Regions from separate parts of the Homo sapiens genome. Here all the other regions are linked to region 3. A link is a loop called in an ENCODE intact Hi-C map of the cell type or tissue named here. Cell type or tissue: heart right ventricle. All regions are shown on one strand. Region 1 overlaps TFIP11 (tuftelin interacting protein 11). Region 2 overlaps TPST2 (tyrosylprotein sulfotransferase 2). Region 3 overlaps TPST2 (tyrosylprotein sulfotransferase 2).

What was found. Peaks named below come from ENCODE experiments on the same cell type or tissue, not always from the same donor. Only the 100,000 strongest peaks of a DNase experiment are listed, where the experiment ranks them.
Region 1: a loop joins it to region 3, with 3 times the contacts of the local background. A loop is called at or near these places in 56 of 110 quality-filtered maps.
Region 2: a loop joins it to region 3, with 2.2 times the contacts of the local background. A loop is called at or near these places in 49 of 110 quality-filtered maps.

The regions. Positions count from the first base shown.
Region 1 is chr22:26,498,185-26,506,184 of GRCh38, reverse strand. It overlaps TFIP11 (tuftelin interacting protein 11), which reads left to right. Exons shown (of 15, transcript NM_012143.4): 7 at 2,392-2,519; 8 at 4,133-4,285; 9 at 6,554-7,081; 10 at 7,210-7,316. Among named protein-coding and RNA genes, the nearest start is that of TFIP11, 10 kb to the left of the region's middle. RefSeq lists an enhancer at 1-105 and a silencer at 3,077-3,146. In heart right ventricle, CTCF peaks have their summits at 2,896 and 3,096 (motif pointing left); a DNase peak (open chromatin) is centred at 2,894; H3K27ac peaks cover 2,474 bases.
Region 2 is chr22:26,524,642-26,532,641 of GRCh38, reverse strand. It overlaps TPST2 (tyrosylprotein sulfotransferase 2), which reads left to right. Exons shown (of 7, transcript NM_003595.5): 6 at 4,380-4,428; 7 at 6,375-8,000. The coding sequence ends at 4,421. Among named protein-coding and RNA genes, the nearest start is that of TFIP11-DT, 16 kb to the right of the region's middle. In heart right ventricle, no CTCF peak of the experiment used is centred here; a DNase peak (open chromatin) is centred at 4,832; H3K27ac peaks cover 4,847 bases.
Region 3 is chr22:26,582,104-26,590,103 of GRCh38, reverse strand. It overlaps TPST2 (tyrosylprotein sulfotransferase 2), which reads left to right. Exons shown (of 7, transcript NM_003595.5): 1 at 1-51. Among named protein-coding and RNA genes, the nearest start is that of TPST2, 4.0 kb to the left of the region's middle. RefSeq lists silencers at 1-237, 248-427 and an enhancer at 274-774. In heart right ventricle, CTCF peaks have their summits at 220 and 4,948; DNase peaks (open chromatin) are centred at 717 and 4,862; H3K4me3 peaks cover 2,080 bases; H3K27ac peaks cover 3,580 bases.

The DNA.
Region 1 (8,000 bases), 84 kb after region 3:
TGCCAGCACAAGACATTTGCGTTCCTAAGCTACCTTGCTTTATCAAAGCTCAAGTTAAATAAGTAATTGTTTCAACAGCAAGGAAAGGGTTAGGGTCTAAAACAGGCTGCAAACAGGTTGAAAACAGGCTTTTTTTCTGGTCCTGACCAGTGCTTCTAAAAACAAAAATGAGGCTGGGTGTGGTGGCTCATACCTGTAATCCCAGCACTTTGGGAGGCCAAGGCGGGTGGTGGATCGCTTGAGGTCAGGAGTTCAAGACCAGCCTGATGAACATGGTGAAACCCCGTCTCTACTAAAAATACAAAAATCAGTTGGGTGTGGAGGCATGTGCCTGTAATCCCAGCTACTCAGGAGGCTGAGGCAGGAGAATCGCTTGAACCCAGGAAGTGGGGGTTGCAGTGAGCCGAGATCACTCCAGCCTGGGCAACAGAGCGAGACTCCATCCCTGAATAAATAAATAAATAAATAAATAAATAAATAAATAAATAGAATAAATAAAAACAAAAATGAATTAGTTGCTAATATTTAAAAAACAGACAATTTCACCTAAAATTCTAGATTTTGCCTGGCAGTAGTTAGTTGAGGCAAGTGAGAACTGCTCCTGGGACGATGGACATGGCCTTCTCTTGGAGGCAGTCTCCATTACCCCCTGTTGTCTTCCACCCCAACCCACAGGAACTTTTCTTGGTCCCAGAGTCATTTGAGTTTGCCATCCCTACTCACAAGGGTTTTAATTTTGTGGAAATAACCCTATTTGTCCTTCAGGAATATCAGTAAAACATCGTGCATAGTTTTTGTAATAGCTAGAGCCATATGGCTATAAAACTGGCTGAGCAAATCCTGCATTGGTTACTTCCATCTTCCTCTAGTAGCCCAGTCTCCTCCTGTCTTCTCATGGCCAGCCCCATTGAGACACAGCCCCTGTCACACTCTTACCTTCTTGAGACCAAAGCCTCTCAAACCAAACAGTTGGATTCTTCCTACAGGAACATTTCCCCCTCTTCTTGAGCTATTTCCTATGCATGATTGCCAAGTAGATATAATCAAATGTATCCTACATATTCAAATTCCAGTCTCTAAATAATAATAATAACATTATTATTTTTTGAGACAGAATTTCACTCTTGTCACCCAGACTGGAGTGCAGTGGCACGATCTCAACTCATCTGCAACTTCCACCTCCTGGGTTCAAGTGATTCTCCTGCCTCAGCCTCCCGAGTAGCAGGGATTACAGGCACCCGCCACCACGCCCAGCTAATTTTTGTATTTTTGGTAGAGACAGGGTTTTACTGTGTTGGCCAGGCTGGTCTCGAACTCCTGACCTCAAGTGATCCATCCTCCTCGGCCTCCCAAAGTGCTGGGATTATAGGTGTGAGCCACTGCGCCTGGCCTCTAAATAATTATTAAAGTGAAATCCAGGTTATGTGTTGAAAACATTAGGTACATGAAAAATACATGAACTTGAGTAAAGATACACTGAATGAGAATGAGGGGACAGTTTTTTTGCTTTTTTTTGATACAAAGTCTCACTCTGTTACCTAGGGTAGAGTGCAATGGCATGGCATGATCATAGCTCACTGCAGCCTCAACCTCCTGGGCTCAACCCTGCCAAGTAGCTGGGACCACAGGCACACTCTGCTGTGCCTGGCTAATTTTTTCTTTTTTTGTAGATGGGGTCTTACTATGTTGCCCAGGCTGGTTCAAGACCTTGGCCTCCCAAAGTGCTAGGATTACAAGCATAGCCACCACATCTGGCCCAGGGATAGCTCTTATTTAAGACTTCAGTGGAACTAAATGGAAGGGGGGCAGGGATGGAAAATTTGGAGTCAGGGGAACGTCTTCATTGAAATGTTGTGGTCCTATTCGTAAACTCTTTTATGAGAAAAACAACGTTTATTTCCAGGGCTTAAACTTGTTATAAAAAAGTTAAACACAGGAGATAGGAACTCCTAAGTAAAATATGTGAGGAGTCTTATATTAAATTGCAGCTTCACTTCAGTCAGAATCAGTATAGTATTGGAATTATTGCATTTTCCCTAATAGAGGCTCCCAAAGAAGTGAAGCATAGAATTTAGTGTGCTGGAGTTCTCAGTTATAAATGTAGTGTTCTGTTTTCTTCCTGTCCACTAAACAATCCAAGTGGAAATGGAAATCTATTTGGGATATAAATAAACTAGTCAGCAGACTGTTCTGTGGTAGCATAAATGCTCATAAGTTTCAAATCACAAGGGACAAGAGTAGTGTTCTGAGGGCAGAGAATAGCTCTCCTTCCTGAGTAGCATGTTATTTTGTGGAAGGAGCAAGAAACTGTCATTTCACTGAGTGGCTGATTCACATACATGAATTGCTGTGATCGTAAGACTCTCTTTTTTTTTTGCTGAAATTCCTCAGGTATCATTAACCCAATTGAAGCCAAGCAGAGAAAGGGAAAAGGTGCTGTGGGGGCTTATGGATCCGAGCGCACCACTCAGTCCATGCAAGACTTCCCTGTGGTTGACTCAGAGGAAGAAGCTGAAGAGGTAACTGGAAGTCAGGAGACATGGGTGGATGGTGTCCTGTCCATTTCTAATGGCTGTTCATTTATCCCTTCATTCTGTTAGTCCTCAGATGTTTATTGTACATGTACCGTATGCCAGGTACTGGGCTGAAGGCTAGGTGCACCATGATGAGAGGGCTAGGGTGGACAGAGAGTAAACAAGCAGCTGTGGTGTGGAAGTGGCAGTTGAAATGGCAGAAGGTGCCAGGAGCTGCCTAGACAGAAAATAAGGCTGGGGGTTGGGAGGTGGTGTTGACCTACTTTTATAAATAGGCTGGTCAGGGAAACCTTTTGGGAAAGGAAACATTTCAGTTGAGACTTGGCAGAAGGGTGAGCTGACAAGCCAGAGGACACTGAGAGGCTCTGAGCTTGGTGGTTAAGAAACCATAAAGGAAGCCCTTGCGGTGGGAGGGCGGTACACAAAGCAGAGGGGAAGGAAGTGCATTCAGAGGGGTGGGTGGTCCACAAGACAGCCATGACAGCCATTTTTAGGTGCTCAGGTTTCATCCCAAGTGCAGCAGGGAGCCATCTGCTGGCAGCTGTGTGTCCCTTTTCCCCAGTGATAGAAAGGGCCAGCTCTCTTGATTGAAGTATTACTCTTTTCCTGTTTGAATTTATGGGGGAAAGCAGGATGCTGCAAAGAGACATGTTACTCTTCATGTCACTGACCTTTTCATGAAAGAGTTATTTGATAAATGTGGGATTGACCACTGTGAGTCAGGTGTTCTCAGAAGCCTACAGGTGCCAGGCACACCACAGAAGCAAGTAAGATGAGCCAGGTGCTAGACAATAAAGAGTGGTGGGGACTGTGGCACAGAGGTGAGGCTGTAGTCTGTCTAGAAGGTAAATCTTTATTCAGCTCTAGGTGATTGTTGCTTATGAGGATGTGGGCTCAGTATTGCCTGATCCTCTGATTTTCCCAAAGTAGCCAGATGTCTAGATACTTTTAGAGAAAAAATGACAAGTCTTAACCAGTATGAGAAAAACATAGTGACAACCCCAAAACCAACTTCTGTGGGCTGGACTTTACTACCGTCACACTAAGAAAGTTTACAAATTTGTGTTCGTAAACAGGCCGTATTCAGAGCCGTCCTGGGCTGCGGGTTGGACAAGCTTGCCTTAGCTCCTCCTCTAGAAAGGTTTTGCAGACCCTGATTGTAAGAGACACCTTTGCTTTGAGAGTTAGGGCCTGCTTATTTATCTTCATTTTAAAGTTAGAAACAAGGTTTTGTGTGCTTAAAAAATCCTTTACATTGCATTTCTAAGTTTTACATGAGGTACATTTAAAAGTAGTATAGTGCCTGCCCATAGTAGATGCTCAATAAATGTTGTTTCGTTTATCTTTATTTTTGTTTCTCCCTCCCATCTGGTGTACCTGCCTTCTGAACCTCATTATTTGTAAGAGGGCGAATGGGGTCAAGGAGTATCATTAGATAGTTTTGGTGTCTTGCAGGTGCATCCTTTCCTTCCTTCATATAGAGCTTGTAAATAAATCTAAGACAGTGAATGGTGACATCTGCTAATGGTCTCAGCTACCTCACCTGTGGTAAAAAGTGGTTGTTCCTTGCTGCATCTGACTGTATTCTTCTGGTTCAGGAGTTTCAGAAGGAGCTGAGCCAGTGGAGGAAAGACCCAAGTGGAAGCAAGAAGAAGCCCAAATACTCTTACAAGACCGTGGAAGAGTTGAAGGCCAAGGGCAGGATTAGCAAGAAGCTCACTGCTCCCCAGAAGGAACTTTCTCAAGTCAAGGTACAGGGGCCCTTGGACACCTGGTACAGGATCCACACCCCAGAAATAATCACTGAACATGTTCGAGGGTTTTTTGGATCTTTTAGCTAGGCTTTTTTTTTTTTTTTTTTTTTTGGTACCTTGCTTTTCTCACTTATTTATAGGAGTGTAATGAATAGGAACATGCTCACATAGTATTAATATCATGTTCCTATTCATTACACTCCCATATTTAGTAATAGTTACCAAGTTCCTTCTCTGCTAGGCACTCTTCACGGCACTACACTGGTAAACCAAATGATGTTCCTGTGTTTCTGGAGCTTACATCAGTGAATTTAATAACATTCTTGTTATTAAAAACTCAGTGCAAAGTGTTTATAATGAGCACGTAATTCCAGAGAGTGGCTGTGCTGTATTATTTGATCCTACCTCCGTTGTTAGACATTTAGCTTTTATCTGGTTTAGTTTGGGTTTTTGGCTGGTTAGTTTGTATATAAAACTTTGTCTTTGTTTCAGACATTTTTTAAGGATAGACATGTACATGTGCAATCACCATGTTGAATACAAAAGTACTTAAGGCATTTAAATACTCAGAAGGTTGTATTAACTCTCTCTGACCAGGAGGGCAGGAGAGAGTCCCCAGGGCTCCTTAGCCAGCATTGAGTATTTTCTTTTTTTAAGATAGATTAAATTTTCAGCCACTGTTACGTCCATGTAGTGTATTAAGTTTTCCATTACTTGGCTGGGGATGGTGGCTCACGCCTGTAATCCCAGCACTTTGGGAGGCCTAGGCGGGCAGATCACAAGGTCAGGAGATCGAGACCGTCCTGTAACATGGTGAAACCCCGTCTCTACTAAAAATACAAAAAATTAGCCGGATGTGATGGTGGGCGCCTGTAGTCCCAGCTACTCGGGAGGCTGAGGCAGGAGAATGGCATTTACTCAGGAGGCGGAGCTTGCAGTGAGCGGAAATCGTGCCACTGCACTCCAGCCTGGGGGACAGAGCGAGACTCCGTCTCAAAAAAAAAAAAAAAAAAAAAAAGTTTTCCGTTACTTTTCCAAGTAGTCAAAGAACAGTGGTGACAGTTGCCTGTTGTCATTTGCTGTAGGATATGTAGTGTGTCATAGACCTCAAAGAAAGCCTTTAGTGGGGTTCTCAAACGTGCTGTTATCTGGACGACCTGATAAGAAATAAGAGTGTCTAGGTGCCTCCCAGGAATTGAGTCTAGACTGAACCTCAGGACTCTTTTTTTTTTTTTCCTCCAGTGAGTCTAAAGCTGGTGGTTCATGGATCACACTCTTACTTAAAAAGTGGTGATGAATCATTCTGTTTCAGAAGTGTAGTCCGTATTCACATTTCCTGTTTTCCTAAAATATTGGAATTAGCTCATTGTCTAGGTTGCCTTTGTTCAGTTAGCCTTTTGTATATTTTATTTTGTTTTAAAATTAAAAGGCTGGGCGCAGTGGCTCATGCCTGTAATCCCAGCATTTTGGGAGGCTGAGGCAGGCGGATCACAAGGTCAGGAGATTGAGACCTTCCTGGCTAACACAGTGAAACCCCATCCCTACTAAAAATACAAAAAATTAGCCAAGTGTAGTGACGGGCGCCTGTAGTCCCAGCTACTTGGGAGGCTGAGGCAGGAGAATGGCTTAAACCCAGGAGGCGGAGCTTGCAGTGAGCTGAGATCGTGCCACTGCATTCCAGCCTGGGCAACAGAGCGAGATTCTGTCTCAAAATAAATAAATAAATTAAATTTAAAAAAACTTTGTTATTACACAGCAGTGTGTAGTACATTTTAGAAAATTAGGAAATAGGCAAAAATGTAGAAAATATTTTCCATCCTTCCAAGATTACCAAATGTTAACATCTTGTTATACATCCTAGATCTTTTTCTATGCTTATGTGCATTTTTTAAATCAAAATGTGATATTCTGATTGTATGTTACCTTCTTTGATCAGTACAGCTTCTACCTTTCCATTAAAATAAATTTTCACATCTACTAATACTCAGTCCCTATTTAAATTTCATGTTTCCCTAAAAAGTCTTCTCCATCTGGCTTGTTCACAGTGATCCAACCTAGAACTGCTTGCTGCATCTGATTTTGTCCCTGGAGTCTCCTTTAGGCTAGGACAGTATGGTTCCCACTTTACAACACTGCCCTTCTCCAGCTCTGTTGAATAATGTGGTTTCTACACACTTCCCCTGTCATGGGGCCTTCCCCTGGGCTTAGCTGTGTGTTTAACAGGGCTGCAGCGGTGTTAACCTTCATCCCTCTATGTTTTCCAAGGTCATAGACATGACAGGCCGGGAGCAGAAGGTCTACTACAGCTACAGTCAGATCAGCCACAAGCACAACGTTCCCGATGATGGGCTGCCGCTACAGTCCCAACAGCTGCCACAGTCTGGCAAAGAGGCCAAGGCCCCCGGCTTCGCGCTGCCCGAGCTGGAGCACAACCTGCAGCTGCTCATCGACCTCACGGAGCAGGAGATCATCCAGAATGACCGGCAGCTACAGTATGAGCGGGACATGGTGGTCAACCTCTTCCACGAGCTGGAGAAGATGACCGAGGTCCTGGACCACGAGGAGCGGGTCATCTCGAACCTCAGCAAGGTCCTGGAGATGGTGGAGGAGTGCGAGCGGCGGATGCAGCCCGACTGCAGCAACCCCCTCACCCTGGACGAGTGTGCCCGCATCTTCGAAACCCTGCAGGACAAGTACTATGAGGAGTACAGGATGTCCGACCGTGTGGACCTTGCTGTGGCCATCGTCTATCCACTCATGAAGGAGTACTTCAAGGAGTGGGATCCCCTCAAAGTGAGTTGCTGGGAAAATCAACCTATCCCTGCCTCTCGGTTGGGCTTACCCTTGCTTGATGAGTTGGTTCAATGGGCAGGGAGGGCTGGAGAGCCCGCTGCCCCTCAACTGCTCACCTTTCTCCTCAGGACTGCACTTATGGCACCGAGATCATCTCTAAGTGGAAAAGCCTCCTAGAGAATGACCAGCTCTTGTCCCATGGCGGACAGGACCTCTCAGCAGATGCCTTTCACAGGTACACCACAGAGCAGGGCTCTGTACCCCAGCTCCTTTCTCCTGGGGGGTTGGGAAGGATTGCTGAAGGTGGGGGAAGGCAGCAGTGCTGGCCTTGATTAATTCTCTGCTCATGCTGACAGTGCTTTAGGAATTTAAATTCATTTGGCTATGAATTTTTTTTTTTTAATTTTTTTGAAATGTTTTATTTCCATAGGGTTTGGGGAACAGGTAGTATTTGGTTACATGAGTAAGTTCTTTAGTGGTGATTTGTGAGATTTTGGTGTACCCATCTCCTGAGAAGTATACATTGAATCCAATTTGTAGTCTTTTTTTTTTTTTTTTTTTTGAGATGGAGTCTCACTCTGTCACCAGGCTGGAGTGCAGTGGCGTGATCGCAGCTCACTGCAACCGCCAACTGCCTGGTTCAAGCGATTCTCCTGCCTCAGCCTCCCAAGTAGCTGGGATCACAGGCACACGCCACCACGCCCAGCTAATTTTTGTATTTTTAGTAGAGACAGGGTTTCACCATGTTGGCCAGAATGATCTCAATCTCCTGACCTCGTGATCCACCCGCCTTGGCCTCCAAAAAAATGCTGGGATTCCAGGCGTGAGCCACCGTGCCTGGTTCAATTTGTAGTCTTTTATCCCTCACCCCCTTCCCATCCTTTCCCCGAGTCCCCAAAGTCCATTGTGTCATTCTTAT
Region 2 (8,000 bases), 57 kb after region 3:
TCTGGCTGTATGCCCTTAGATGTGTCACTTCTCCACTCTGGTTGATGGTTTTCCCATTATAAAAAGGGGGATGTGAGCTGGCTGCCTGTAATCCCAGCACTTTGGGAGGCCAAGGCAGGCAGATCACGAGGTCAGGAGTTCAAGACCAGCCTGACCAAAACGGTGAAACCCCGTCTCTACTAAAAATACAAAAATTATCCGGGCGTAGTGGCACACACCTGTAATCCCAGCTACTTGGGAGGCTGAGGCAGGAGAATCGCTTGACCCTGGGAGGCAGAGGTCGCAGTGAGCTGAGATCACGCCGTTGCACTGTAGCCCGAGCGACAGAGCGAGACTCCATCTCAAAAAATAAAAATAAAAAATAAAGGGCTGTGGGGATGCGTGCTGGACCAGAGGGTCTCTAAGCACTGATCCAGCTGGGGCCACATCTCAGTGGCCCTTCTGCCAGGAAGCAGCCTCTCACTTCGTCTTCCGGCTTGAATGCAGTTGGAGGGACTTCGTGGGGACTTTTTCTTGGGCTTTCTTTCTTGTTGAGACTGGAGTGCAGTGGTGTGATCATGGCTCACTGCAGCCTCAATCTCCTGGGCTCAAGCAATCCTCTCACCTCAGCCCCTCAAGAAGCTGAGACTACAGACACACACCATCATGCCCGGCTAATTTTTGTGTTTTTTGTAGAGACAGGGTTTTGGCATGTTGTCCAAGCTTGAGTTGTATTATTTATAATAAACAGGTAGCAGTTAGTAAAGTGTTTTCCCTAGTGTCTTGTGAGCTGTTCTAGTGAATTATCAAACCAGAGTGGGGGTTGTGGGAACCTCCAGATTTGAAGTTGGCTGGGAAGAAGTGTGGATAGCCTGCGCACCCCATTGCAGCTGGCATCTAAAGTGGGGCAGTCGTGGAACTGGGCCCTTAATCTGTGGCAGCTGATGCTAAGTAAGTCTGGGAGCTGGTGTCAGAACTGAACTGAATTGTTGAACACCCAGTTGGTATCCAGATAATCAGAGAATTGGTCACTGATATTGGAAAGCACCCATAAGCCAATATCTGAAGGATTAAAACTAGGTCTGCCACACAAAGATCTGGATAGAAAAGGCTTCCCGGCAGAGGGAACTGTAAACGCCTGAAAGTGGGGAGTGTGGCCGAAACCTCTGGAGTGCGTATGCACTTTTGCATTCGTTGCAATTATATTTTTCTTTGTTTCTACCCCAATGTGATTTACAGGAATGTTCATTGCAATTTTCATGTTCAAACTGCCTTGTTTTGCTTTCTTAATATTTTCCTATCTTTTGAGTTTCACCGGCACCATTTTGGATGGCTACGTAGTGTTCTGTGGAATGCATGTGCTACCATTTACTAAACAGCTTCTTCAAGACCATTTCCAGTTTTTACAACATCCAGAATGACATTATGTGCACAGTGGAGGACAGTAGGGAGATGAGGGTTGGAAATAGAGGCTTGACAAAACTTATCTGCAGGGCAGCCCTCCTGAGCGTGGGGGTATGCCATTCCTTCATATTTTGTTCCTAAAAGCAACAAAAACCAGTCCCAGGTCAGCTAGACATCTTGCATATGTCATACACGGCAGGAAGTATAAACTGGCCCAACCCTTTTGTTTTTGTTTTTGTTTTTGTTTTTGAGATGGAGTTTTCCTCTTGTTGCCCAGGCTGGAGTGCAATGCGGTGATCTCGGCTCACTGCGGCTTCTGCCTCCCAGGTTCAAGCAATTCTCCTGCCTCAGCCTCTCAAGTAGCTGGGATTACAGGCACCGGCCACCACGCCTGGCTAATTTTTGTATTTTTAGTAGAAAGGGGTTTCGCCATGTTGGCCAGGCTGGTCTCGAACTCCTGACCTCAAGTGATCCACCCACCTCGGCCTCCCAAAATGCTGGGATTACAGGCGTGAGCCACTGCTCCTGACCCCAACCCTTTTGTAAAACACTTTTAGCCTTGTTGTTCAAGAGTCTTCAAAAGATCTGAACCCTTCCACCTGCTCCTGCTGATTCCTTTTTTTTTTTGAGATGGGGTTTCACTGTGTCACCCAGGCTGGAGTGCAGTGGCGCCATCTCAGCCCACTGCAACCTCCACCTCCCGGGTTCAAGCATGATTCCATTTTTTAGAAGTGAATTCTAAGGGAATGATTCAGTAGAGCTTCAGTACCCAACAGAAGAGAGGCAGAATCAGGATGTGATGTCATTTAAAATACTGCAAAAATTGGAACCATTCTTAGGTAAGCAGTCAGTAAACGGTGGTACATGCACTCCACAGAATATCTGTAGCCATCCAAAATGGTGCTAGTGAAACCCAAATGATGAAAAAATAGTAAGAAAGCAAAACAAAGCAGCTCATACTATACAATTGCAACTAATGTAAAAATGCATATTCAGGTGGACAAAAAAAGGCAACACGCAGGAGTTGGGTGCAGTGGCATGCCTGCAGTCCCAGGTTCTCAGGAGGCTGAGGTGGGAGGATCGCTGGAGCCCCTGTCTCTTAAAAACAACAGCAGCAACAACAACAACAAAAACGAAGGCAACGTGCAAAAATGAGAAGTTTCAGTTTGTGGATAATTCTCCTCATCCCCACTGTGTTGTTCTGCCTACATCATCTTTTTGGTTAAAACAAATACTAAATTAGTGCTCACTAATTCTGGCTACTTTCTTGACGTCAGCAAAAGATAGATCTCTGATTCCCACAAAGGGAGTGGGACCTCTCCCCAAACAACCAGGAAATGCTCAAAAGCCATGGTCCCTAGCTCTCAGATCGCATTAATTTTTTTTTTTTAAATTCAAGGCCAACACAGTGAGACCCCATCTCCCTACAAAAAAGAGAAAGCCTTAGCTGGGTATGGCACATGTGGCACATGTTCGTGCCACTGCACTCTGGCCTGGGTGGCAGAGTGAGACCCTGTCTCATAAAAAAGAATACAACTCAGGTACAGTCAAATGCAAGAAGCGTAGGGTGAGGTATGGGGGATGGGTCACAGAACATCCATGCCCTTTCCCGGCATGACACCCTCCCAGCCTCTCAATGTGTTTACCAACCAGGAAGCTTTCCAAATTCTGTCATTTAGAGATTTCATCATAGAGGCATGACTGATTAAATCATGGGTCATGGGTGATTGCCCAATCTCCAGCTCCTAGCCCCTAGACCCTCTCCCCTCTCCCCTCCCAGGAGGTCAGGGAGGGGAGAAGGCAGGTGGGGCTTAAAGTTCCAACCTTCTGGCTGGGTGTGGTGGCTCATGCCTGTAATCCTAGCACTTTGGGAGGCTGAGGCAGGCAGATCACTTGAGGTCAGCAGTTCAAAACCAGCCGGGCCAACATGGTGAAACCCTGTCTCTACTAAAAATACAAAAAATATTAGCCATTCGTGGTGGCACACGTCTGTAGTCCCAGCTACTTGGAAGGCTGAGGCAGGAGAATTGCTTGAGCTCAGGACGCGGAGGTTGCAGTGAACCAAGATTGCACCACCGCACTCCATCCAGCCTGGGCAACACAGTGAGACTCCGTCTCAAACAACAAAAAAAGTTCCAACCCTCTAATCATGCCTTGGTCTTTCTGAGACCCCTTCCCCTAATCCTGAAGCTATCTAGGGACCCCCAGCCATTAGTCATGTCATTAGCATGCAAAAGATACGTTTTGTTTTTTTTTTGTTTTTGTTTTTGTTTTTTTGATACCTAGTCTCCCTCTGTCACCCAGGCTGGAGTGCAGTGGCATGATCTTGGCTCACTGCAACCTCTGCCTCCCGGGTTCAAGCGATTCTCCTGCCTCAGCCTCCTGAGTAGCTAGGATTACAGGTGCCCGCCACCACACCCGGCTAATTTTTGTATTTTAGTAGAGACAGAGTTTTGCCATGTTGGCCAGGCTGGTCTCAAACTCCTGACCTCAGGTGATCCACCCTCCTCGGCCTCCCAAAGCGCTGGGATTACAGCCATGAGCCATGGCGCCCGGCCAAGATACCCTTATTCCTTCAGAGATTCCAAGAGTTTGGGGAGCTATGTGCCAGGAACTGGGGACAATGAACAAATATTTATTATTATACCACAGCTGAAATGCCATCTTGTAGAGTCCTTTCCTGGCCACCGTTTTTGAAGTAGCACAGATACTGATCACTCATAGCAGCCTGTCATATTGCCCAAGTTTGACATTTTCTTGCATCTGTGCGTGTTCAGTAGGCTTTTTCTTCAACTCGAACGTAAGTTCCGTGATCCTAGGTTTGGGTCTGTCCCGCTCACCACGCTATCCCAGCACCTGGCACATAGTAGATGTACAGTAAATACTACGTGAATAAGCATGTGCATGACTCAGTGATGCTGAGGGGTGACCCTCAATACAGCAAGGCATCCCTCACCTGGCCGTGACCCCTTCTTCTGTGTATTGTCTTTCTCCAGGTGAACCAGAACAGCACCTCCTCCCACTTAGGAAGCTCGTGATTTCCAGGTAAGCCTGTGGACTTCACTGGGGGTTCCCGCTGCTTCTGGGTGGCCCCGGAGCCACTTTTCTGAAAAGCCACTTTTCTGTCCTTCCAGAGCCTCCCTGGGGTAGACATGTCCACTAGGGTGGGCTGACCCAGCCCCATCAGAGGTTTCCATGGTGACAGACTGGGGGTGCTATTTATAGAATCAAGGCTTAGTTTTCTAGCTCTGGATCAAGGACAGGGAGAGGGATTAACGCTGAACCAACCAGAAAAAGGTTTGTCTGACACTGGGGACAGGGCAGGAAGCACCACTATGATGGGGGAGGGGGAGATTCTGGAACCATTTTTGCACAGAATGCTGTCTGCCAGTCTGGCTTCTAAAAACAGCATCAGCGTTGGGCCAGAGCAATTAATGTTCTAATAACAGTCACAAGTCGTTCTGTTCTAAGAATAACCCCCATGGCCGTTGGGCCAGGTACTGGTCCTGTGTTACTCATTTAACCCTCAGCATCCTTGGGAGGCGGATGACATGATCATTCCATTTTACAGAAGAGAAAACCAAAGCACAGAGAAGGAAGGGCTTTGACTTGCCCAAGGCTACACAGCCACCAAGGGACAGAATTCCTCCCAGGTTTGCTTTTAGTGAATGATTTTAAGTGCACATTTATCCATCCATATTCTACTAAGGGGTGGGGAAAGGGATTTTTTTGAACTTGGTAATTCAAAGATTTAAGATCTCCAGGTTTAACTCCCTTCAGCCCCTGTTTTCTTCATCTGGAGAATGGGGATTCATCATTGCCCACCTCTGAGGTTGGCCATGAGATGGCGTGAGCTGGCCCAGGTGGGAGTGCTTGGAAACCGTGAAGTGCTGGGCCCTCGCTGTGGACTTGGGCACTGGAGTTAAGGCTGCATGAGTGAGCTCACTTCCTTCTGTCCCCCAGCCTCTATGATCAGGTTAAAGGAAACCTCAAGAGAGGTTATTTTACATGGAAACACCTTCCAGCTTGGACTCTTATTTTTAGTCTCTGTATCTATTTTTAAACAATCAGCATATGTTTTAGTTTTTCTTTCAATTTACTTTGCTCCAACCTGCAAGGACTCTGTCATTATTAGGGTTCCCATCTTGAGTTGCACTAAGATCCCAGAGTTTTTGTTTTTGAGACAGAGTCTCACCCTGTTCCCCAGGCTGGAGTGCAGTGGCACGATCTCAGCTCACAGCAATCTCCACCTTCTGGGGTTCAAGTGACTCTCGTGCCTCAGCCTTCCAAGTAGCTGGGGTTACAAGTGTGCGCTACCACACCCAGCTAATTTTTGTATTTTTAGTAGAGACGGGGTTTCACCATGTTGGCCAGGCTGGTCTCAAACTCCTGGCCTCAAGTGATCTGCCCACCTCAGCCTCCCAAAGTGCTGGGATTACAGGCATGAGCCACCACACCTACCCAAGATCCCATAGTTCTATTCCAAAGAAAAGAACCCTCTCATGAAAAACAGCTTTCCTCCCTGTTCCTCACTAACTGTTCCCTCGCTGCCTTTCTGCAGATCATTAGTAGAATCCTGGACCTTCTCATTGACAAAAGCAGATTTGTTACTTGTTTTACTGTTTAAATGAGATACCATATAGAGGTGCTTTAGCTGAATCCTGGGTACAGAGTTGGCCTTGAACAAACATGAGTCCTTCTCTTGCCTCCAAGAATTCATCAGTATTTATCACATAATCACTGTCATTTGCTCTGTGTCCATAAGAAAAGTGTATATTTGAGGTCAAGTGGATGCAAGATGAGATGTGGGGAAGAACCCAGGAAACGTTTTTAAATTTAAACTCTCTCTGGCCATCTGGGATGCATTCTTAAAACATTACATGCTTATGCGAATGGATGAAGACAGTATGTTCTGCAATCACATGTATAAATATAAATGATCTATTTCAGAATTGTTACTCTGAGCCTAACACAGTCTTCCCCACTTTCAGATCTCCGCAAATGACTTCATTGCCAAGAAGAGAAGAAAATGCATTTAAGTGGAAATCGGACCTCTAATCCAAGCATATTGCTTGCTATTAATCGCCAAAACAGGACTGCTGATGAGGAATGTATTTGCATATGTTTGCAAAAGCTGAATCATTGAAAACGTACCTTGAAACTCTCTATCTCTGGACACTCCAGGGTAGAGAATGAAGGGTATGGAAGTAGTCCGGCTTTTGAAACTTAGGTATTTTATATTTTTCCCCTCAAGAACTTTTTTTTAAGAGACAGATTTGCCATCCTCCTTAATTTGCAGGACTGCCTTGGTGGCTTTGTTTGCTGGGACAAGGCCCACAACCTGTGCCTCTCCTATTGACCCTTACTTTGAATTCAAAGAATCTATTTAAGAGTTTAATATATGAGGCTTTCTTTGATTCCTCCTCAGTTCTACCTAGTTTCACAGAGGAAAAAAATACTCTTTGAATAAAGTGAACAGAGGCTCATTTGTTTGTGCCTTACTTTACTGAATGAATAGGGTTTTTTTTTTCTTTCCATACTGGATTTTGTCAGGTAGATTTGTGATGAGCAAAAAGCTGGAGAATATAGGTGCATGTAAGGCACAGCTGAATTCCTGTGTCAGGGTCCCCAGGGCCACCCCCAGGATCGATGATTGGCTAGAAGAACTCAGAATTCAGAAGAGCTATTATCCTTATGGTTATGGTTTATTACAGCAAAAGGATAAACATTAAAATCAGCAAAAGAGGCCGGGTGGAGTGGCTCACGCCTGTAATCCCAGCACTTTGGGAGGCCAAGGCAGGCAGATCGCCTGAGGTCAGGAGTTCGAGACCAGCCTGGCCAACATGGTGAAACCCCGTCTCTACTAAAAATACAAAAATTACCTGGGCGTGGTGGTGTGCACCTGTAATCCCAGCTACTCAGGAGGCTTGAACCTGGGAGGCGGAGGTTGCAGTGAGCGGAGATCGTGCCATTATACTCCAGCCTGGGTGACAGAGCAAGACTCCATCTCAAAATAAAATCAACAAAAGAAAAAGGTGCATAGGGCAGAGTCCGGGAGAGACCGGCCTCAAGCTTCCAGTTGTCATCTCCTGGTAGAGTCTTACAGACACACTTAATTTTCCCAGCAATGATATGTGACAACACGTACTAAATATTACCAGCCAGAAAGCTCACCCTAGCCTTGGGGTCTAGGTTTTTATTGCATGTCAGTCACATAGGGCAATCACATGACCGACTTTAGTTACTTAATCACCAGCTGCTCCAGAGGTCAAAATGATACAGCATGGCCCAAGGTCCCCACCATAAATCACATTATTAGCACAAACTATCTGGCCTGGTATGGCCCAAGGCCTGAGGTATACAAAGACACCCCTACTTGGGAGGATATTCCAAGGACTTAGAGGTTATCTCCCAGGAGCCCATTAAGGCCAGTTTTTTCTTTGAGATGTGCTGGGTTTGGACACTTCAAGCCTGCTGAGTTAACCCTTATAGCACAGTCCCCAAATGCTGAGGGACCAACTGGGCCTACAATAAGTTTGTATCTTTAAGGGTTAAGGTGTTTTACCCATACCTCCTTGCCTTATATCTCATGATAATATGAGGCTTTTGGAAGGCAG
Region 3 (8,000 bases):
AGAGCCGGGAGTCGCTGGGTGCGTGGGGCTGCCTCGCCGCGTCTCGCCACGGTAGGTGGCCCTGGGGCGGCAGGGGGTGGCCTCGGGTTGCAACCGGGGGCGCGGGCTGGGGGCCGTGCGGGTCGGCCTCGGGCGCCTGGCAGCCCTCCGTCCTGGCGGCTGCCTCCGGGCCCGGCGCGACTGCTCGGGCTCCGGGGCTGGGAGCTGGGATCTGGGAGGCAGGCAGGCGGCGCGGGCGCGCGGTTCTGGGATCCGCACCCGCTCGGCGTCCCGAGCGCTTTCCGCGGGGTGCGGCATCCACCGGGCCCCCGTTACCACGCTTCCCGCTTCGGACCCAGCGCCTGGGAGACGCTCAGCGTCTGTTGGCGGGGGGACTGGGGGGGAGGGCGGCGCGTCCCCGCCTCCGGAGTCCCCAACCTCGCCCAGGCGCGCGGGGACCCCCAGGCGGGCGCCAGGGCGCGTGGAAGTTAACTTGCAGCAGCCGTGGAGTTGCGAGGAGCGTCAGAAGTGGAGGCGTTGGGGGCGGAAATCGTCGGCTGGGGAGGTGGGCGCTGGGAGCACTGGGTTGGGGAGCCCTAGTGAACTTGGAGGTCACTGGTGAGGAGTGGAGAGGAATTTGACCCGAGGATCCCACCCCAACCCCCAACCTCCCTCCGTAAACTCCGCTTCTCGGTGTGAGCTGGATGGGAGGTGCCCGGAAAGCCGGGACTGGGACTGGTAGCAGGGGACTGGGAGCATGGGCTCAGAGGCTGAGCACGCCTGACCTGGCAGAGTCGTTGTTAGATGGGACAGAGGTCGAGGTCTGGCATTCCCACTCAAAGGCCCGTTCCCTAGGGAAGGAACCATCCACCTCAGCAGAGTCATTAGAAAGAACCGTGCCTAACCTCTTGCCCCCTTCCCCTTTTACAGATGGGGAGACTGAGGCTTGGAGAGGTCACCTGCCCGTGACCCTAGGATTCACAGCTAGGATGTGGCAGAGCTGAAACTCACTCACAGGCCTCCTGACTTAATGTCCTTGGGGATGTTGAGGAGGCGGGCTGTTGAACTCCTACTTATCCTACAGAAGCCCCCTCAAGCAGCACCTCCTCCGGGAAGCCTTCCCTGGCATTCTCCTGGTATTGTTGGGTGCTTCCTGTTTTGAACCCCACAGAGTTAGCCAGCCCTTTTTCTCACTTCCCAACAGACATTCCCTTGCATGTCTGTCTGCCAGACTGGGCTGTGGGTGGACACCTCTCCCTAGCCTCCATGTGATAACCCTTTCATCTCAGCAGGGTGGTCTGCTGGCGAGGGTAGGCTTCTGGATTTGAACAGATCTGTGACACACCGGATTTAGTAGTGATGTGGCCCGGGCGACGCATTTTCCTTCCGATCTAGTCTCAGTTTCCATAACTGTAAAGCTGGGTTTATTTCATTGTCCTAAAGGAACTGTTGGGTCATTTCTGAATCCCCCCACCCCACTGAACCCCAATTGTACTGTTGTTTACTTAATATACATCTTTGTATCACCTGATTTTTAAAAATCTCATGCAAACTTTTTTTATAACAGCTTTGTTGAGATACAGTTCACATGCCGTACAATTCACCCTTTTAAAGTATATGTTTCCGTAATTTTTAGGATGTTCAGAGTTGCATAGTCATCACCACTGTCTAATTTTAGAACATTTTTATCATGCCCAAAAGAAAGGCTGTTTCATGGTCACTCCCCAATCCTTTCTTCCCCTATCCCTTGGCAACCACTTACTGACTCTCAAATTCTCTATGAATTTGCCTGTGCTGGACATTTCATATAAATGCAGTCATATACTATGTGGCCTTTGGTATCTGATGCTTTTCACTTCAGAGAATGTTTCTAAGGTTCAGCCCCTTGCAGCCTGTATCAGTACTTCATTCCTTTTTTTTTTTTTAAGTACTTCGTTCCTTTTTATGGCTGCATAATATTCTATTATGTGGATATACCACATTCTATCCATTTGTCAGCTGATGGATGTTTGGGTTGTTTCTAACTTTTGACTATTATGAATAATACTGCTATGAACATTCATGTACAGGTCTTTGGACATACATTTTCAGTTCTCTCAGGTATATTTCTAGGAGTGGAATGATTGGGTCGTAAGGTAACTTTAGGTTTCACCTTTAAATATTTTTTTAATTTATTTTATTATTTATTTATTTTGTAGAGATAGGGGTCCCACTATGTTGCCCAGGCTGGTCTTGAACTCCTGGTCTCAAGCGATCCTCCTACCTCAGGCTCCCAAAGTGCTGGGATTATAGGTGTGAGCCACTGCACCCAGGTTTAACCTGTTGAGGACCTGCCAGACTATTTTTCCAGAACAGCTGTACCATTTTATATTCCTACCACCAGTGTATGAGGGTTCCAATAATCTTAAATACATTTAGTGTTCTCTGAAGCAGTCATAACCCTTGAAATCACTGGCTTTGATGTGTTAGTTGTAAACTATTTTCAGGCCGGGCACGGAGGCTCACACCTGTAATCCCAGCACTTTGGGAGCTAAGGTGGGCAGGTCACCTGAGGTCAGGAGTTCGAGACCAGCCTATCCAATATGGTGAAACCCCGTCTCTACTAAAAATACAAAAATTAGCCAGGTGTGGTGGTGCGTGCCTGTAACCCCAGCTACTTGGGAGGCTGAGGCAGGGGAATCGCTTGAACCCAGGAGGCAGAGGTTGCAGTAAGCCAAGATCAATCACACCACTGCACTCCGGTCTAAGTGACAGAGCAAGACTCTGTGAAAATACCGAAGCAAGGAGAGGCAGTGTAGGACCCAGTGGCTTACAGAGCCCACCCCAGGAGCTGGCACACAGTATTAGGAGGGGGTGAAAGGAAGGTGGAAGCTGCTCGGATCTTCCCATCCCGGGCCAGCCTGGAGCCCCCTTGCCAGCTGAGGCTTTGTGGAGGCCAGGGAGACCCTCCATGGCTCTCCTAGACCATAACTGAAGGGGAAGACTTGTCCCTTGACCCCAAAATTAAGTCTGGTCCTGCCCACACCCTATCTGGAACCCCCCACGCTACTCTGAAGGTGACTTCTCTGGGTGGCCACCGGAGTGTCCTATGTGAGTTGCTGCTTATTTCAAGAGGGGCCACCCCCCAGGCCTGAGATGAGCAGTCCTGAGTTACAGACGCTTCATCTGTGAACATTCTGCACACACAGACATCTTCCCCCTCCTCTCAGCACCTTCCCCACCCCTAGGACCCTGTGTTTCTTCCTTCACACTCTTTGCTTCAGCAAGAGGCTGCACCGGAAGAACTCAGGTCAGAACCCAGCGTTTTCACAGAGGAAGAGTTCCTTGAGAAGGTAGGTAGTTCACCCCAGCTTGAACCTGTACTCTGCTGGTTCAGGAACTTAGACCAGCACTTATCTGCGTGTTCCAGTTTCCTGACAACTTGGTTCATCTGGGCAGCTGCTGTTTGGGAATGGTGTTAAGACCACGCCTCCCAGCCGCTGTATCTGGCACCTCGTGACTTTATTCTTTTTTGCATACTTGCCTTTCCTTGTCCTTTTAAAATCCTGAGTTCCTGTGCATTAAGAAAGCAGCCTAGGCCGGGTGCATGGCTCATGCTTGTAATCCCAGCACTTTTGGAGGCTGAGGTGGATGGATTGGTTGAACCTAGGAGTTTGAGACCAGCCTGAATAACATAGTGAAACTCCATCTCTACAAAAAATACAAAAATTAGCCAGGCGTGGTGGTGCGCGCCTGTATTCCCAGATAGCCGGGAGGCTGAGGTGGAAGGATCGCTTGAGTAGAGGTTGCAGAGAGCTGAGATTGCACCACTGCACTCCAGCCTGGGCAACAGGGCGAGATTGTAGGGTATTAGGTCAGTACATAAAAATCAATTAAATATTAAAAAAAGAAAGAAAGAAAGCAGCCTAGGGACATGGAGACGGGGTGGGAAGGCTCCCTAGGCAAGGAACTGCCGCTCTCTGGGTGTCAGTGTACCCTACTGAGGAATGGGCATAGACCATTCAGAACTAAGATGTGGTGGTGCCTTGGGATCGGTTAGGCTGTTGAAATGTATTATTATGATTATTATTATTATTATTTTTGAGACGGAGTTTCGCTGTGTTGTCCAGGCTGGAGTGCAGTGGCGTGATCTCGGCTCACTCCAAGCTCTACCTCCCGGGTTCACGCCATTCTCCTGCCTCAGCCTCCCGAGTAGCTGGAACTACAGGCATATGCCTGACTAATTTTTTTGTATTTTTAGTGGAGACAGGGTTTCCCCGTGTTAGCCAGGATGGTCTCGATCTCCTGACCTTGTGATCCGCCCGCCTCGGCCTCTCAAAGTGCTAGGATTACAGGTGTGAGCCACCACGCCTGGCCTGAAATGTATTATTGATGTGACTTTGTGGGTGTATTTGTAGTAAGAGTGGCAGATCAGATGTAGCTTCACAGCCTGGGGTTGGTGACCAGAATGTACTTTCTTGGAAAAATGCATGTGGCTTGTGTGGCTTTGATGCCCCACGTGGCACCAGGGAAGCTTCTCTGGGTAGCAGCAGCTCCTGCTCCCCGACTTGCTGCCTATTCCGATTGCTTGCAAGTCCCCGTGCCCTCTGAGGACCTGCATGTACCCGGTCTGGGGCCCCTCCAGAGATCTGGGATGACTGTCCCCTCCCGTCACTTCTCAGGTCTCCCCCACCCTTTACTGCAGCCAGAGGAGGATTTGTGGGAATGATTCATTCAGAGCTGCTTGAGATCTTGGCCAGCCCCCAGAAATTGCAGGGAAGGACCTCAGAGGCAGTGCCCACAGGCCCTAGGGAACGTCTGGGGCTGATGGCCCAGGGAGAAACTTCTTATCCTATGTGCTCAGATGGCGGGCAGCCAGCCCGTCTGCCGAGTGACTTTGTATCAGTAAGACTTTTGACTGGGGCTTCTGCAGCCAGAAAGCAGGCAGGCAGCCCAGAAAGCAGGCAGTGTGATAGGGAGCTAGGGGGCACTGGCCTGTATTAGAATCCAGGTGCTCCACATCTTTCTGGGGCTGTTGGCTGTTTCTCTATGCTTTGGTTTTCTCATCTGTTGAATGCAGGTATAAGTAGGACCTATCTTCCAGGGGTGCTGGATGGAAGGGAATGGTGGTAAAGCACTTATCTTGGTACCAGGCAAAAGCTGAGGCCCTGGGGTTAAACAGGCTCTTTGGAATTTTGAACATGTTCGTTTGTGAACCTTAGTTCCTCCGTCTGTCAAAAGGCAACAATTATAAATACAGCCAATATCAACAGGGCTTACTGGGTGCCAGACACTGTTCTAGGCACTGTATGTGGTTTAACTCATTTAATTCCCCCAACAGCCATATGATGTGAACAGGCTGAGGCTCAGAGAGGTGAAGTAATTTGCACAAGGTCACCCAGCTAGGAAGTGGGAGACATAGGATTTGGATCCAGAATCTTTCTTTTTTTTTTGTTTTGGGTTTTTTTGTTTGTTTGTTTTGAGACAGGGTCTTGCTCTGTTGCCTAGGCTGGAGTGCTGTGGCACAATCATAGCTCACTATAACCTTGAACTTCTGGGCTCAAGCGATCATCCCACCTTGGCCTCTCAAGTGCTGGGGTTACAGGCGTGAGCCACCACACCCAGCCCAGACTCTACACTCTGAATTCTCATTCTTACTCCTCCTTGATATCCCATCTTAAGGCCTAGCACATAGAAAACACACAGAAAACATCAGGTGTTGTTATAACTATTCTGAATAAATATTGATCCGCTCTCCATCCCTCTGTCCACACTCCTTCCCTGATGATCAGAACATGCAGGGCTCTTGGCCTGTAAAGTCCAGATTCCCACCCACTCCTCCCTACTCGCTCTGTTCCTCCCACTCCCACACTCTCATGCACAGCAGAGCTTGGAAGCAGCCAAGTCCCAACTCTTCCTCCAAATTGCTGTGTGACATTGGGCAAGGAGCTTCCCCTCTCTGAGCCCCAGTTTCCGTACATGTTAAATGGGTGAGTTCACCCTGCTGCATGTTTTTTGTTGAGCTCCCATGCTACGTGTGTGTTTTTAAAATTGAGTCAACATTCAAACATTTCTAGAGAAAAATTCTGATTTCTCATTTCTCTTGGAAACCCAGGAGCTTAGGCCAAACTGGAGTGGCCTGAAGCTGCCCCTTAGGTGGCCTGGACTCTCCCAGTCACTGTGGTTCCCCCTACTCCCCATTGTCACGTAAGTGCGGCTTTTCAGGGGATCTGAGGATGCCTTAGGCCTGCCTCGTGCCACCTGAATAAGCAGTTCCATTGCTTTAAAAACAATTTTTTTTTTTTGAGACGAAGTCTCGCTCTTGTCGCCCAGGCTGGAGTGCAATGGCATGATCTTGGTTCCTTGCAACCTCCGTCTCCTGGGTTCAAGCTATTCTTCTGCCTCAGCCTCCCAAGTAGCTGGGATTACAGTCGCATGCCACCACGCCCAGCTAATTTTTGTATTTTTAGTAGAGACAGGGTTTCACCATATTGGCCAGGCTGGTCTCGAACTCCGCCTGCCTTGGCCTCCCAAAGTGCTGGGATTACAGGTGTGAGCCATCGCGCATGGCACAATTTTTTTTTTTTTTTGACACGCTCCAAGAGCCCTTCCAGCTCTGTGTTTCTAGGATATTGGAGGTTGTCTGAGGCCTCCTGATACCCTGTCTGCCATTTTAAGCCCTCAAGGCATTTTTTTTTTTTTTTTTTTTGAGATGGAGTTTCCTTCTGTCGCCCAGGCTGGAGTGCAGTGGTATGATCTTGGCTCACTGCAACCCCTGCCTCCTCGGTTCAAGTGATTCTCCTGCCTCAGCCTCCTGAGTAGCTGGGATTACAGGTGCCTACTACCATGCCCAGCTAATTTTTGTATTTTTTTGGTAGAGACGGGGTTTCACCCTGTTGGCCAGGCTGGTCTTGAACTCCTCACCTCAAGTGATCTGCCCGTGTCAGCCTCCCAAAGTACTGGGATTACAGGTGTGAGCCACTGTGCCTGGCCTTTTATTTGTTTTGTTCTTTTTTTTTTTTTTTTTCCTTTTTGAGATGGAGTCTCGCTCTGTTGCCCAAGCTAGAGTGCAGTGGTGTGATCTCGGCTCACTGCAACCTCTGCCTCCCAGGCTCAAGCGATCCTCCCACCTCAGCCTCCCAGAGTGCTGGGACTGGAGGTTGTCCCCATTGCATACTCCCTGTGTGGGGAGTTCCTGTCTCTGGGCGCTAGGGTGCCGTGCCACCTTACCTGGTACAGGCCCCTACCTAACTGTTGTTCCCCACAGTGAGATATTTGTTATTGACCACGCCATTTCCCAGAAGCCAAGGCTTGGAAATAGTCACTTTCCCGAGGTCACACAGGCCTGAGATTCAGCACCAGGACTCAAAGCCCATCTGCCCAACTTCAGAGGCTGTCAGTGGAAGTCATGCCTTGATCCCAGCACTGCACGGATAGCCACTGAGTGACGTCTTCCACTAGAATAAGGACACATGAGAACCCTCAACTGGATGTTGGGGTGCAAGATTTAAGAAGCAACGAGGTCCTAGTTGTCCTGGAGTTTACGTTCTGGTGGAGGCATCAGGCAAGAAAAAGTAACCCACATCTCTGACGTGAGATGTCAGCCTATGAAGTTGAGTACCCAGGCCTCTCAGATCTTAACATGCATATGATCCCCTTGGGGAACTTGTTAAAGTGCAGATTCTGTGTTTTTGGTTGTTTTTGTTTTTGTTTCTGTTTAGATGGAGTTTCGATCTTGTTGCCCAGGCTGGAGTGCAATGGTACAACCTCGGCTCACTGCAACCTCTGCCTCCCGGGTTCAAGCGATTCTCCTGCCCCAGCCTCCCAAGTAGCTGGGATTACAGACACCTGCCACCATGCCCGGCTAATTTTTGTATTTTTAGTGGAGACGGGATTTCACTGTGTTGGCCAGCCTGGTCTCAAACTCCTGACCTCAAGTGATCTGCCTGCCTCCACCTCCCAAAATGCTGGGATTACAGGCGTGAGCCACAGCGCCCGGCTAAAGTGCACATTCTGATTAGCAGGTTTGGGGCAGAGACTAA